Linked DNA regions of Homo sapiens: region 1 is linked to region 2. Evidence: chromatin loops called from intact Hi-C (ENCODE). Cell type or tissue: HepG2. All regions are shown on one strand. Region 1 overlaps SLC4A10 (solute carrier family 4 member 10). Region 2 overlaps LOC101929532 (a long non-coding RNA gene).

Region 1 (8,000 bases), 180 kb after region 2:
ATATACCTTTAGCTTATGCTCTTTCCTGTTGATGATGACAGCTGTAATCTGTTGGTCCATAAAAATTAGAATAGTACAAAGCAGAGCTGGAATTATAGCAGCTATTACTGTCCACCATGGGTTTGGACCTAAAGGCGTAACAAACCAGCCACGATCATCTCTAGTGGGCTGTATAAAGTAAAGAATGTGCATAGTTATGAACTGGATTAATGAATACTTGATCAAATTAGGTCTTACAGATGCTACTAGGAAAGCCCTAATTATAAACAGAGGAGCTGAGTGGCCTATAATAAATAATAATAATACTCATAAATCACTTAAAACCATTTTAAGTGCTTTAAATATTTTAACTCATTTTTTTTTTCTTCACAACACTCTAAAGATGACACAGATAAGAAAATTGAGGCACAGAGAGATCCAGTAACTTGCCCAAGATCCCAAAGCTAGTACGTGGTAGAGATGGGATTTAAACTCTGACAGACTTGTTGAAAAATCTGTGTTATTAATCAATACCTGTATTAAATAAAATGATATTAATATTTACTATTTACTATTGGAAAATGTATTGAAATTTACAAATAGCATATTGACACATTGACCACTGTGCTAGAACTGAGATACAAAGATAAATCAGAGGCTTCTTTCAGTTTAGAATCAGAGACAGACATCTAAACAAAATACATCATTATGGTATTGTAACTGTTATTTTTGATGTGCAGAGGCTATTGAGTGAAAATGATAAAAAAGATACTTGGTCACAGCAGAGGCTCAGGGAAGGATTCCAAACATGGCTGCTGTCTGAGATGATTCTCAAAATTTCATCCTGACAAGAGCCCTATATAGAAGTCCCCAGCCCTGTTTGACAGAGAAAACAAAGGGGTGCCCCTAATTTGAAAAGCTGAAATCTGAAATGATCCAAAATCTGAAACTTTTGAGCGCTCACATGATGCCACAAGCGGAAAATTCACACCTCACATCATGTGATAGGTCACATATATTATTAAGAATAGTGTATAAAATTACCTTCAGGTTATATGTATAAGGTATATATGAAACATAAATTTTGTATTTAGACTTGGGCCCCACCCCAAACATATCTCATTATGTGTTTGCAAATATTTCAAAATTTGAAAAAAAAATGAACTCTGAAACACTTCCGATCCCAAGCACTTTGGATAAGGAATATTCAAACTGTACCCCATTAGTAACACGGTCAGAATTCTATTCCCAATCTATTTTTATCTGTTTTCCAAGCCTTATTCACTGTACAATTCTGCCAAGATAATCCTTTTCTCTTAGTTTCAAATGCTTCCTTATCTTTTAAGAATGTTATATATAGGTATTTCAACTGGCAGAATTGACAGGAAATTTTTTTCAAGCAAGTTTTATATTTATAATTATTTATATTTTGTAATTCTTATATTTTTAAATATTAGACCTAAATTTTAGCCATGCTGTGTGCATTTCATTTACTGGTCTTCTAATCTAAATTCTTCATATTTTCATGAAAATCCTAAGTACTAGAGTTATAGGTATCATCTAAATGAAGATTAGACCGAGAGAGATGGGAAGAGGGAGAGAGATAGTAAGTACCTTGAAAACACTTGGTACTTGTAGTTTTGGAGATGGGATCCCAATGGCATAGTCAATTAAAACCATACACAGAATTGTAAGAAAGACAGCAAAGTCACTCACTATGGATCGAACCTAAAAATAATGAAAACACTTGTCACTTAAAGTAGCTATAAATATCAAGGAATACTCAGGAACATAATCTAGAGTCACACTTTATAAACACTTTATGACATAATATCATAATATTATATTTTATGCATACTATAAGATTACCATTAGCTCTGTCAGAACCTGAATATATATTTATGTATCACTGTCGTTAAGATTGGTACACACTCAACCTTTCCAGAATGAGGCATTATGGAATAGCTACATCGTGGTTGTGCTGTTTTCAATGTTTATTTAAAATCTAACTTTATGATGAACCCATGCATGTGAATATTCAGAATGCAGAATAAGGTAGCATGGGCAGAATTTGGCTGGATTTTAGGGATCTCTTTCACACAGGTAACACTTTAATATGATAAACTTGAAGCATCATAAAATAAAATTATCTGTTCTTATCAAAGAAACATAATGTTTTAGTTTATCTAGAATATAAGCATGACAGTTGGGAATGTACACAACAGAGTGGGCAAATTTAAAATTTATTCTATGTGAGCCAATTTTTAAAGCCATTTCTCATTTATAAAGCCAATTCTGAGCAAATATTCACATATAATTATTATCCAGATCTAGTTTATTTTAAGATGCCTTTATGACATACACACAAGCATACACAAAATGCTTAAGATTATTGTTTCAGCTTAGAAAAATGTTTTTGTATTAATCAGACTAAGATTTTTGGGGAAATAAATGAATCTTCCACCTTAGAGAAGAAAGTGGTGACAAAAAAGAAGCCCCCTTCGGAAGGAACAGTTCTTGAAATATTTTTCCAGAGTGGAATTTTGATCATAATCTATAGCTCATCCCTCAGAAGCTTGTTTCCTTGTTTCTTTTCCTTTTTTTAAATTTTTTTTGGCGGAATCAGACATTATAGGTGTTACTTTGCAGTGTTAAATATTGAACTAAGCTGTTTCTCTGTTTACTTTCCTTTCCAAATATGCAGATGCAAACGTGGTGGGTTAGGGGGAGGGACTGACGGTTTAAACATTGAAAAAGAGAATATTGTTCCAATGAGTCTTGCCGGGGCTTCCCCAATTAGAGAATGTAACATAGGCTCCTCTGAGGTATCTGTCAGGCTGGAATAGTTCCCACTGTTCACTGGGCAAAAAAGTGACAATCAGTAATGCAGTGTGTGCTGTGAATTTCCAAAAACGTCAGTAGGAAAGTAGGAGTTGATCCGTGGGGTTTGCAGTTAGGAGAAAAGCCTGCATATGCACTCCCAGCACCTGCATCACAAATTCTTTCTCTTCAGCCCCTCATCTCACTCCACAACTAACCTGGCAGCTCACTCACACAAAAGCCTTTCAGTGGCTCCTTTTATTACATCAATTACTCTTTCTTTTGTCCTATGTTATTTTACATTTAGATCAAGAAATAGTCTAAGTACCTTGGTTGGAAAATATCTGCTAGTCTTGAACTGCTTCAGGGTGGCTGACAGAGTAACTGTGGAAAAGAACAGGATCACAGACCAAAATAGAACATCTGGAACATATGGGTGATCATGGCCACAGGCCCGTCCAACATACTCTCCATGCAATGATTTGCATTCCTGCCAGAGGAAGTAAAACAAATGGAGCTACTAAGAAAAAACCGGACACATTTCTTGCAGAAAACTAACACCTTCTGATCAATTGTAGTTCAGATGCTGAGGCTTTTCCTTTATGGCTCTCACAATGATTTAGCAGGCATTACATTACGAGTTTCAAGTTCAACTTGGATGGGTGGTGAGAAATATGCAAAGGTTTATGAAAAATTTGAACATGAACTGCTTTTTAAATTTAAATGTATAAAACGATTGATTTACCAATTAATTAGTATGTATTAAATCTAATATCTACTAAGTTCCTAACACGAGATATATTGAAAATATGACATATGTAATAGTGATTGGTTACTAAGGTCAGACACTATGCCCAGCTATTTAAATACATCATTTAAATTACTTTTCACACCAATACCATAAAATATGTTCATGCTATTATTAATATTCCATGTCTGAGGAAACTGAAGCATAAAGGGGTTAAATAATTTGTTGTGGCCTCACCACTGGTGGGTGGCCGCAGAGCTGTGATACAAACACGATTTCTGCAGTGAGATTATTATTGCTTATTGACTAAGAACAATGACTTTGTAGAATTATCTAGTCCAAAAGCTGCCAAGAAAGATGAGAAAGGCAACAAGAAAACTATGACATACAATGACTGAAATGAACTTGTAAGTCAAAGATGGGACTATCGAACTTGGACTAAAGAACAAATGAAATAAAATTACTACATGAGCAAGGCAAAGCTCATATTTACTATGACTTCTCCATGGATTATTTTTTCTTCTGCAACTGTAGTTCTGTAAGAGCCTGAAGAACTATTTCTAATTACTGCCTTAGCCATGAGGTGGCAGCAAAGTCAAAAAAATTTTTTTCCTCCAGGAAAAACTGAGCATTTCAAACAAATATTTTGAATGAAAAAAAGTTATTTTAAACTTACTTTGGTTTATCTTATTTAAAAATTAGATTACTAAAGTATTTTTACATTTCAAAACAGGAAATAATGGTTTAAATGATCCAGTGATCTCATTAGTCCTTGAGATATTCTTGCCCTGAACATAAATTGAATTGCAGAGAGATCTTGGAGACAAATATGAACTGATAGATTGATCACAAACACAGAGTCTGCCCAACTTTAGGCCTGAAATCTTTGTAGAGCAAAAAGTAAATACACTCCAAAGATTGTAGAATAAATTACAAATAGCTACACTGTCATCTGAAAACAAACAACTAGTAAAATCTACTTGGAGTTGCTAGCTACCCTAAGCCTGAGAGTCTTGAGAAATATAGTTAATACACCTTATTATTGTCTTAAAGAATCTGTCTCCTTTTCTAATTTAACTGCAAACATCTTCCTTGATAGGCAAAGTTAAATTCCAATTATTCATGTTAAGCTAATACAGAGCACAGCAACTTGGCTAATTGAAAAACCACAGAAAAATCCCCCAGGCCTTAATTAAAGTTTTAATTTTCCTTCTTTCAAAATGCTTTAAAAATAGATAAGGTGGCAAAAATGAATCCTTGTGTTTTTCATCCTCTTCTGCACCTGTCCAGAAATGCTAGCAGAGCAATTATTAAGCAATATAATGGGTAGCAAAATTGCTACATAGAAAAAGGAGCTAAAAGTTCCATGATAAACACATTATCTATAAATTTGTGAGCATCTTTTGTCATTTCTGCAGGTATAAAAGTCATTTGGCGGGATCTTGTTCTCAATTCTTAAGAACATAGATGACATTTAAAGGGTTCCTTAGCTGTCTTACACTCTATAATTTGCCAATGGTCTGCCTAATTACATTAATTCAAAGCATATTTGAAAATGTTATTTATTTTCTCTTTGGGAGGAAACAAAATGCTAATTTTAAAAGAGAAAAATTGTGACCTGCTAAATTCAACAATTATTTTCAGATTTATACTAATTGTATCCCCAATACACACACAGAGGCACTCACACATGCACACATACATACATGCACACATACACACAGAGTAAGTCCTGAAATTTAGAAATGAAAACCAAATCCAAATCCTGCTCTCGTTTTTTGAGTCTAACATATGGTTTCAGTTACAATGGGTACTCAAAAAATGCTTGTTGACAAACTGATTTCTACTAATTACTCTTCAAACACATTCTAAGTTTCAGCAATTCTATAAGTTGGCAAAAATTAAGTTAGAATAAGAAATTAAAGTTGGCATTAGTGTCCTGCCCCTTATATATGTACAAGCTAAATATGTAATTCAGGCACTGAAACACCAAATGCTGGTTAACTGCTTATGAATATTTTAAATCTTGCCTAAGGATTTCTTATAAAGGCTGATTTTTGAGATACTGACAAATATATATATATATATATATATATATATATATATATATATATATATATATATACACACAAACTTAAGTACTCCAGTTTGCCATAAATATTTGCATTAAATAGTAAGATGAAACTGTTTCAAACAGACATTAAGTACTTCTATCAAATGTTTGACACTTACTATGCATAGAGCAGTTTGGGAGAATCAGAGAAAACTAAAGTTCTTTGCCCTTGCTGAGTTGGCAAGGTATAAATTATAATTCATGAGATATGTAACAAACAACTCAATAAAACATTACAGGACCTGCCAAACAAATAATATGTAAATTAAATGTTATGTCACTATTTTAACAAAATTAGTTGTGATAGCCACTAGTTCAGTGCTTTATTAATAAAATATTTTTGATGACATTATGAATATATTGAGGAAAAAATTCAGCATAACAATTAGACAAAAATTTTAATGGTCTTTTTTTGACTTAAAAATTACAAGATTGTTTTCATTATATAGTATTCCCTCTGGTGATAAAGACTGTTTCTGGTCAAGTTTAGCAATTATCCATTGCAAAAACTGCTTTTAACTAATGAAAAATAATATGAAACTTTCTGCTCAAATGTTAACACCTAGTACAAAACTTTTTAAAATGACAAAAAAAAAGAGAAAAAAACCAACAACCCCACAATGCTGTATTTGCTTTAATTGCAAAATATTTTTCACTATTCTACTTGACCTCAAAACTCAGGGTATCTAACTCACAGCTAGCCTGATAACTGTGCTGTATGTCTGCTTCTTAGAACTCTCAAAATTCAAGATTTGCTAATACATAGAAGGAATATTATTATTTAGTATTAAATTATTCACATAATACAAAACACATATAGAGTAAATTATCATGTTATATAACTTAGAGATGGGATCATTTGGGTTTTCATATTGAAGAAGACATCAAGAGGCTCTGTAAACATAATATAGTTTACCAAAGAAAGTGTAGACAGAAGACCCACTAATGATTTCATTAATCATGACCCCATGTCTAAATTCTGAATAACTATAGTGTTTTTTCTTGATCAGCTCATCAATTCTTTTATTGTTCAGTTTAAATGGCTCTTTGAGTGGAAGCAGACTGGCAATGTTATTTTTCTAGGGAAAAATAGGTGGAACAGAATAAATGTTAACAATAACAAAAGAAAACAATAAGAGTAACTGAAGGCTTATTCTACAGAACACAGCTAGGGTAAGAATAGAAGTAGTAAAATATAGGTCAAGATAGAATTTTAAATAAAGAGTAAGTAATTTGATTTCAATTTTGAAAGAACATATTCAATAGAGAAAATCAAGAATATAGTCAATAGATCATATGCTCTTTACAAGAATCATGTTTAGAGTTTTATAGTATCTGTACAACAAAAAAGATTTCTATGCTCACTAACTAGACAACTTACTAAAATAGTATGCATTTGATCAAATGAACTAGAACTCAATAGTTTTGTGCTGATAGTCATAATAAAACTTGAGCCTATATGGGTAGGTAAAGTGGTAGAAGGTTTGAACCTGTAATGTTTATAGCTGGGAAGAATAGAAAAGAAAGTAGGGCTACTCAGATTTTAATATTTATTTAAAGTAGAACACATTTTCAAATTACAAGATTTTATTGAACCAGAAGCATAGAATGCAAGTATTGATAGGAAAGGAGGCACAGAATAGATTCAGAAAAATAGAGAAATGCAGGTATGAGAAAAAAGAAATCACAAAGTAGAGAAAAGTCAAAGGAAATAAGACAATGGCACAGGATTGAACTGTTATAGGTGAAAAATATGTTGCCATGCTCTTTCTTGAGTGGGAGATAAGAATAAAATGGAAAAAAGAAAGATCTTGTTGAGGGAGGTGCCAGAATTTTGTGAAGAAAAGTGATATTTGTTCCTCCCAAAGACTTTAGTATTGACACTAGAATATTAGAAACATCCCTTTCCCCCCAGCAGATCCGGAACAGCTGGAGCAGCATTACAGAGTAAAGTAAGAGCATTCTGAGTTCTTTACACAGAAGGCAGACTTAGTTCTGCCATATGGTTTCATTTAGGTCAACACCACTCATATTTAATGTGCTTTCAGTCCATCTCGGTCACATATTTCTGTATAAGTGAGCTATTTGAGCAATTCTGGTCTTCTATTAGAACAACCTTAATAATGAAAGATAACCCCAGTTTACTGATGAGCATCTGAAATGATGAAATTAAAATTAAAACACAACTATTAGTTTTATATTATGCATTCAAAAAAATTTTACTGTAATGGCAATAATTGAGTCAAAATGTCAACAAAAGCTCTTAGGTATGACTTATTTTTCAGTGTTTTACTTACTGACACAGTTAGGTTCTCCCAAATTATGTCAGAGGCAGAAATA
Region 2 (8,000 bases):
GTCTCACATGTCAAATTATGTAGGCAACAGAATTCAACTGAAGAATGACACGATGTCAGAAACTTTCATAGGACAGAAGAATTTAAAGCATACTTTGCTGAAAACTAATTCAGAAGTTTTGCTCCTTAGAAATGATATTTCCCCAGGGAAAGTATAGGTTCCTGCCAAGACAGAGAGAGCTTTTGCTTTCCCAACTAATGTTTTTGAGTGATCCCTCTCACTTTTCAACAATTATAATTTTGGTTTGGGTGTTTGAAATCATTTCAATCTGACATCTGGAATAATTACATAGCATTTCTAGGAAACCAGCTTTTTTTTCCCAAGAAAATTACATATAGTAACACATCTTCCTTGAAAATTCAATGCTTCAGATTCTTCACAATTTTGTACTCCACTAGAGAAAGTGAGCACAGCACAGTGGCAGGTCATCATGGTAGAGAGAGGATAGACTTTAAAATCAAGCAGGCTGGAGCTTGACTGTCAGCTCCATTAGCAACTAGCTGCACTGCTGCACTGCTCCAAGCCCCAGTAAAATGGGGCTCCGATAATAATCTCTGCCTTGTGGTTTTGTTGTCACGCTTAAGTGAGATAGCACATTCCAAGCTCAAATATGTGGTACATAGAACCTGTTCAATAAATGGAATCCTCTAGTACATAAATTACTTTAAAACAGTTGATAAGAAGTTAAGGTTATCAATAGTCTAGTAAATAACCACTCATTTTGATGTGGCTTTGGATGATGAGAACACAGTATCAAGAAACCTCTATAAATCAAAAAATGCTCTGTTGAATAAGACCATGACGTTCAAGACAAGCACAGATTATTATATTAGTAAATTGTATGTTTCTTATTGCTGCTGTAACAAATCACCACAAACTTAGCTGCTTAAAACAACACAAATGTATTGCTTTACATCTCCGCAAATCAGAAGCCCAAACAGGTTTCAATGAGCTACTATCAAGGTGTGGGCAGGTCAGGGCCATGCTTCTCCATGGGAGTTCCAGGGGAAAGTCCGTTTCCTTGCCTTTTCCAGCTCCTGCGGCTGCATTGCTTGGCTTGTGGCTCCTTCCTCCATCCTCAAAGCCCATCACTCTCATCTCTGCGGCCATCTTTTCTCTCCTACCCAGATCCTCCGGGCCTCTGTTTGATAAGGACCCCTGTGATTACATTGGGCCCACCTGAATAATTCTGGATACTCTCCCCATCTCAAGGTCCTTACTCATATCTGCAAAGTCCCTTTTGCCAGGCAAGGTAACATATTCACAGTCCTGGGGACCAGGACACGGACATCTTTGGGGTGGGGGAGCATTACTCAGTCTATCAAAAAAACAAAGGCGAATTACACAGATATGACATGTAGAAAGTAGCAGTTTGACAGTAAAAGGCTTGAAGTTTATTGTGGAACCTAATCTACACCACAAACAAAAAGGAAGTGCTGTGATCTAAACAGCAAATATGATACTGGAGTAAGAAAAGATGAAAGCTTTGCTGTTTATTTACAGCTGATTAGGACTTGAGGAGAGCTGCTATTACTAGTTTTATATAATGAGCTATGGGACAGACTCTAAGGAGAAAAAGTATAAATTACAAAAGTAATTGAGGAGGAAAAAAATAAGTCTTCTGAAAAAAATTAAGGAATTGCAACTGCATAGCTTGGGAGGGGAAAAATAGCATAAATCCTAATAATTAATTGCTAGGGTACAGGTGTGGGCCAGAGATAATTAGCAGGAAAGGTTGATCATGTGTTCTCCATGTTCACAGAGAGCTGACAAAAAGAGGAAATGAGCCAAACTGCAGTGAGGAGCTGGGCTTTTAAAAAAGGAAGTTCTTGACCATGAAGATCAGACTACCAAGGGAAGCTGTGTAATCTCCATCCTTAAAGAGCTTTAAAAATAGTATAAACAGCCATCTGCACAAGATGATTTATGCATTGACCTTCAGGAGGCGGGCCCAGATCATCTCATGAAGTCCCTTCCAAGTGTGGGATTCTATGATTTAATCAGTATGTGATTTTTCTCAGCTCTACATTTTGTGAGATAACCAGCAGATGGAAGCCACAAATTCCCCAACATCATACCAAAATCATGGTTCCTCACACTGGTAGGGCCCAGTCAAGCTTGCCAAATTGGCATCCGTTGTAAAAATCATTGAAGGACCCACCTCAAACATTTATTTATCTCCTTGTGGGTGTCTGGACCACCCATGTCCACAAAATGCAGATAATCTTTATATCGATTCATGTGCATTTCGCTCTGATTTAGCATAAGAGAAAGTTGCATACATTAAAAGCATTTGTCTGGTTGTGAAGCCTGAGACAGCAGCTCTCAAAAATATTATTAGAGATTTACAGACCCTAGTCTAAGCAGAAATGAGGCTGATTGGACACTTTCCTGAAAAAAAGTTTACAGCACACTTGGGCCTCAGTTGTTCTCACTTAGATAAGAGACATGGTTCTCTGTATATATTCGTTTGTTTATTGAACAAATATTTGGGCGCAAACTGTATTCTAGGTAAAGTATAAAGCATTGGGGCGGGGGGTACAACAGTGAGGCAAATACTGTTCTTCCCTCACAGAGCTTAGTGTCTCCTCCAAATAAACAGGCCATTTTGATGCCAAGCAATAAAAGCTACAACACAGTTACGAACAAGGTGCTATGGGATAGCATATGAAGAGCAAACAACCCAGTCTTAGGGGTCCTAAGAGGACTTTGGGAGGAAATAATGCCTAAGCTGGGATCTGAAGGATGATTCAGTGCTTCTGGGGGAGGAAGAGTGGTGGAGAAGTATTTCATGGAGAGGGAACGGTGTGGTGAGAAGCTGGTAGAATGCAGCAGTGTGGAAAGTGAGAAGCATTGGAATGTGGCTGGAGCATGGAGGACAGACAGGGAGGAGGGAGGGGGGCTGGGAGAAGGGAGAAAGCAAGGGCAAGTCAGAGATGAGGCTTCAGAGGTCATGAGAGGCCTCAAAAGCCATGCTAAAGAATTTGCACTTGATGTGCAGGTAATGAGCAGCTGTTGAATGATACAGATCAGATTTGTCCTTTCAAAATATTTATTAGCACACTTTTAAATGTAGAGGACAGAAAAACATTTACATTTGCTTCAGCAAAAGGAAAGGCTTATCTGAGGAATACTGGGAATCCAAGGAATCCAAGGAGTAACTGAGCATCCAAAAAGAGCAAAGCAACAGAGCTAGGGAGGGGGAGCACAGTGGTGCTGCCTCATTCATCGCCCGCTGCTGCTTCTTTGGGCTTCTTCCTCTCCACTTGCTCTTTCTGTTTCTCCAGCTTACACTAATGGACACCCAAAGCTTCTGAATTTTAAGCTCCCAGTCTTGACAATCCAGAGACAGACTGGCCCAATTCTCTTGTTTCCAAATTCAAAATTCCAAGGAAGAAGACGTATAGGCCCAGCTTTAGTCTAGGAGCTCATCTCTGGACCAAGGAGCTGGGGCCAGGAAGCTCTGTGCATTCCAACGGGGCAGCTGCTGCTGCAGCCACTGAATGGGAAGGAGAGTGCGTTCCCAGAGATGGAAGGCAGGGCTGCTTTCTAGATTAGCCACGCATCCTTGCAGCAGCCTCCATGGACTGATGGATGGGAAGACTGGAGGCACAGACCCAGTGTGGAGATGGCTGCGTGTGTATAGCTTGTGCCTGAGGCCAGTTGGGAGATGTGCAGTCTCCACTGAGACCAAGAACTACCCAACTGCACTGGCCACTGGCCCAGGGCAAGCTCTGGCTCTCCATTAGTCCCCATGGGCCAGAGGACAGGTTGCTCCCCTGGTGTTCTTTATTCAAAACTATAACTGCTGGCAGGCTCTGCTCTCATGTATGAATTTCCAATCAGCATGCTTTTACTCAAATTGTTCTTTTGTTTCATTGTGTTACTAAAAAAAAGTCTGACAGGTTGGCATGCTTGTTTATGTGAATGTCTGGAACTGCAATTTCTTGTATGTTCATGCAGGATCACTATATAGGCTACCGTTTATAATATTCTCGGAAACAGTCAGTATTTAAAAATATTTTCTTAAATTAGTGCTGAAGTGTGAGATGTAAACCTTTTTATTAATGAATAATTTACCTCCCTTCAATTCTCCATCAGGTTTAAATTTCTGCCATTAGACTCTACATAGAACAGTATGTATGCAATTACACGTTTAACCACTAGATGGCACCATACATCTTTTATTCTAATTATCTCAATAACTTAAATGGGATTTGCGTTTTTGTTTTTGTTTATTGCTTTCCACAGAGTTAATGATATTTTCGCACTGGTTATTGAACATTCATTAGTGTCACTACTTATTTGTGATACTGCCTTTAACCATATACTAAATTTTTAAGTGTGCTAGACAATATTTCCTAGGAATTTCTTTCCTTTATCTGTCAATCCTTACTATAAAACCACGCTGTTTTAATTATTTTTGTTTTACAATACCTTCTAAAACCTGCTGTCACCAGTATTCATCTTCAATTATGTTTTTGTTTTCAAAATATTTTTTATCCATTAATTTATCCAAATGAAATTTAGGTTTATTTAATCAGTTTTTTTAAAAAAATTCTACAATGGCACTTGTATTGGAATTGCTAATAAATTTAAAAATAGCAATAACAATAGATATAAGTCAATTTGGAAGGAAGTTCCAACTTTGCAGTATTTATTTCCTTCAGCAAAATGAATGCTTTGAAACAGTGATGTAGACAACTGCATATACATAGTTTTTGGCGTGTGTGTGTGTGTGTGTGTGTGTGTGTGTGCATGTGCAGAATAAAGTAATATATAGAGATATAGAGAGAAGCATATTCAAACATACATTATAAAAGATGAAAAAAATGGAGGGGATATTTTCACATCTAACTAACTATAGGTAGATTGGCTAAATTTATTATTATATAATTCAAATGGGATATTTTGCTCCATTAAACATAATGATTTCAAATGATATATACAGCATGGTAACATATTTGTTTAAAAAATAGAGACAGAAGAAAACGGGTAGTAAGCTAACTTATTCTCTCTGAGAGGTAAAATTATAACTAACTCCTAGTCACTTAATGCTTTTCAGAATTTTTTACATTTTCTATACTGACATGTATTACTTTCATAATCAAAAAAGAAAGGCAAACTTCTAAGCCTTTAAAACAGTTGAGCTTTATGGAAATTTCAAAGATATACCATTTTCTTATACAGATTGATTTATTGCTCAATTTTTCATAACAATTACTAATTCAATAAATACATCTAGTGATATTCAAAGTAAGGAGAACTTCCATAGCTAGGAGAGAAACTTTATGACCTGTGCATGTCCCCTGCTAGAGCCTCAGGGAGTTGATATTATAACATGTTGCAGGTCACAGTGGTTAGAAGTGTTTATGCAGGACCCTTCACCTCCACTTCTCTCGATATGTCCAACCTCTCAGGCTTCCCAGTCTTCGCCTTCTAGTAAGTGACAAAAATCAGAGCTTCTCAAACTTTCTGGTCTCCAGGCCCCTCTTAAAAATTGGCTATCCCCAAAGGACTTTTGTTTATCCAGGCTATATCGATTAACATTTAACATATCCAAAATTAAACAGAAAGTCCTAAATATTCATTTTATTGATTTAAGTTAAAAGAATAGTTCCATTACAAGTTAACATAAATAATACTTTTTATGAAAAAGACTGTGTATTCCAAAACAGGAAAAATAACAAGAAAAATGCCATTGTTTTACATGACTTAATAGAAGACAGGTGGATTCTCATGTTTGCTTCTGTACTCAGTGTTTATTATCATATTTTGCTATCATAAGTTATCTAGCCTCTGGAAAACTTCACTGTACACTCCCAAGACGAAAAGAGCAAAAACAGCAAATGACATCTTAGTATCATTAGGAGAATAGTTATGACCTGAAAAAAGGTCTTAGGGAACCCCAGGGGTTCCCAAACCACACTTTGAAACTAATTACTGAGCTGGATTAAACTAACTGAATTATCATCACTCCACATTCTTTCCTTTTTTTCTTTCTTCTCTAATATTCACGAGCTCAATTAAAACTGAAAAAAAATAATGGCGAGAATAAGAACACTAGCATGAAACAATGGTCCCTCATTACCCACTTGCTTGTGTGGAATGACCAGCAAGGTCTTTTTTTTTTTTGAGACGGAGTCTCTCTCTGTCGCCCAGGCTGGAGTGCAGTGGCGCGATCTCGGCTCACTGCAAGCTCCGCCTCCCGGGTTCACGCCATTCTCCTGCCTCAGCCTCCTGAGTAAGCTGGGGATGCAGGCGCCCGCCACCATGCCCGGCTAATTTTTTTGTATTTTTATTAGAAACAGGATTTCACCGTGTTAGCCAGGATGGTCTCCTGACCTCGTGATCCGCCCGCTTCAGCCTCCCAAAGTGCTGGGATTACAGGCATGAGCCACTGAGCCCAGCCTGACCAGAACATTTTAAGCCAGATCTGTATGCATTCTGGAAGTGACTGGGTTTGTTGAGGTCATCTCTACCCTCGTGCCACCATATATCACCAGCACTTCCTGGTTACTGCTTGTTAATCTTTGGAGATAATTAACTTATGTTTCACTTTGTCTACCTCTAATTCTCTCCTACTTATTAGTGAGTTCAGTATCCCTATAGCAGATCCTTTCCAATGTCTGTTCTCTCAGTTCCTTGGCCTCCCCACTTCTAGAGATATTGTTCTCCTCTTTACCTTGGCCACTTATTCCCATGGATAAACAATTGTACTTTTACCATAACTGCAAACCCTCCATAACATCAATTTTAAGCAGCTTACTATTCTGGTCAATAACTGCTATTTTTCAACTCATTTCCTGAACCCCAATTCCAATAGTCCCCCAACCTCACAAACAACTACAATCTGCCTGGAACTCTCTTCCCTAATTAGTCACTTGGCTCAATCCATCCTGCCGTCTTCAGTCTATTGATCCTGCTGGTTTTCCTTGCAGCCTCACTTACTTCCTCATTATCTTGCTTAAATTTCATGGTCACTCATTATAATCACTCCCTTAAATTTGCCCCCAACTTCTCTGCCTTACTTTTGTTCATCAAACTCTCTTGGATAAAGCCAAACCCTAGTTAAATTTGACATTCTGCCTACACTGTGACTACACTCACACAAATGAATATATCTAGAGAAAAATCCACTAACGACATCAATATAGATTCATGATCATTAACATTACCAGGGCGATTAACACTGCCTAGCAATTGTACTGTATTTCCCTAGATAATTTACTGTTCTACTCTCCTATGTGGTTATTTCTTACCTTCTCTCTTCTCAGATTCCAACACCTCCTCCCCCATCCTCATTCCCAGCTTATGGCTTTGCTTCCTGTGTAACTAAGAAAACTGAAGCCATCAGAAGACACCCTCCATGTCCTCCCCTGATGCATGTGTGTACACATGTTCCAACTCTCTTCCTGCGATATAGTTGAGCCATCCCCATTTCTGAAGGCCAGCCCCTCCAGTACAGCCCTGGATCCCCTCTGCTCTAACCTACTCAAGTCATTGTTCCAGCCATTTTCTTCTCTCCTCTCTCATCAGTGTATCCTCTCTTTTTTGTCTGTATTGTCTGGTAAAACCTTTCATCATCCTATTGTCTTTGTAGCTAATGCCCATTCTTTTCCTTACCTTAAGAAAAAAAAGTAACAAAACAAAACACAGCTCTTTGAAAAAGCTGTTTATCATTGCCTCTAATTTAGCTGTTCCTGCTCTCTGTTGAACCTACTCTAATTGAAATTTATTTCATTTTTTCCCCCAATTTGCTCCTATCAAGCTCACCAGTAACTTCCACATTGCTAAATCCAGTGCTCAATTCTCAGGCTTCATCTTCCTTGAAAAGAATTTGACATTTGACAGAATTTTTCACTCTCTCCCTCTTAGAAACTCTCCTCACCTGGCTTCCAGAATATGTTGCTGTCTTGGGTTTCCTCTGTGTGACAGCTATGAAGGAAGAAAAGAGCAGAGTGTTGGTTGGAATTGCACAGGTCTCCGTATTCATTAGG

The links. Peaks named below come from ENCODE experiments on the same cell type or tissue, not always from the same donor. Only the 100,000 strongest peaks of a DNase experiment are listed, where the experiment ranks them.
Region 1: it touches region 2 in a loop (3-fold over the local background); 18 of 110 quality-filtered maps call a loop at or near these places.

What each region holds. Positions count from the first base shown.
Region 1 is chr2:161,942,855-161,950,854 of GRCh38, reverse strand. It overlaps SLC4A10 (solute carrier family 4 member 10), which reads right to left. Exons shown (of 27, transcript NM_001178015.2): 16 at 7,958-8,000; 17 at 3,128-3,289; 18 at 1,594-1,707; 19 at 7-168. Among named protein-coding and RNA genes, the nearest start is that of DPP4, 130 kb to the left of the region's middle. In HepG2, a CTCF peak has its summit at 4,123 (motif pointing right); no DNase peak of the experiment used is centred here.
Region 2 is chr2:162,120,171-162,128,170 of GRCh38, reverse strand. The region is part of intron 1 of LOC101929532 (a long non-coding RNA gene); the gene reads right to left. Among named protein-coding and RNA genes, the nearest start is that of GCG, 28 kb to the left of the region's middle. In HepG2, a CTCF peak has its summit at 4,166 (motif pointing right); a DNase peak (open chromatin) is centred at 4,170.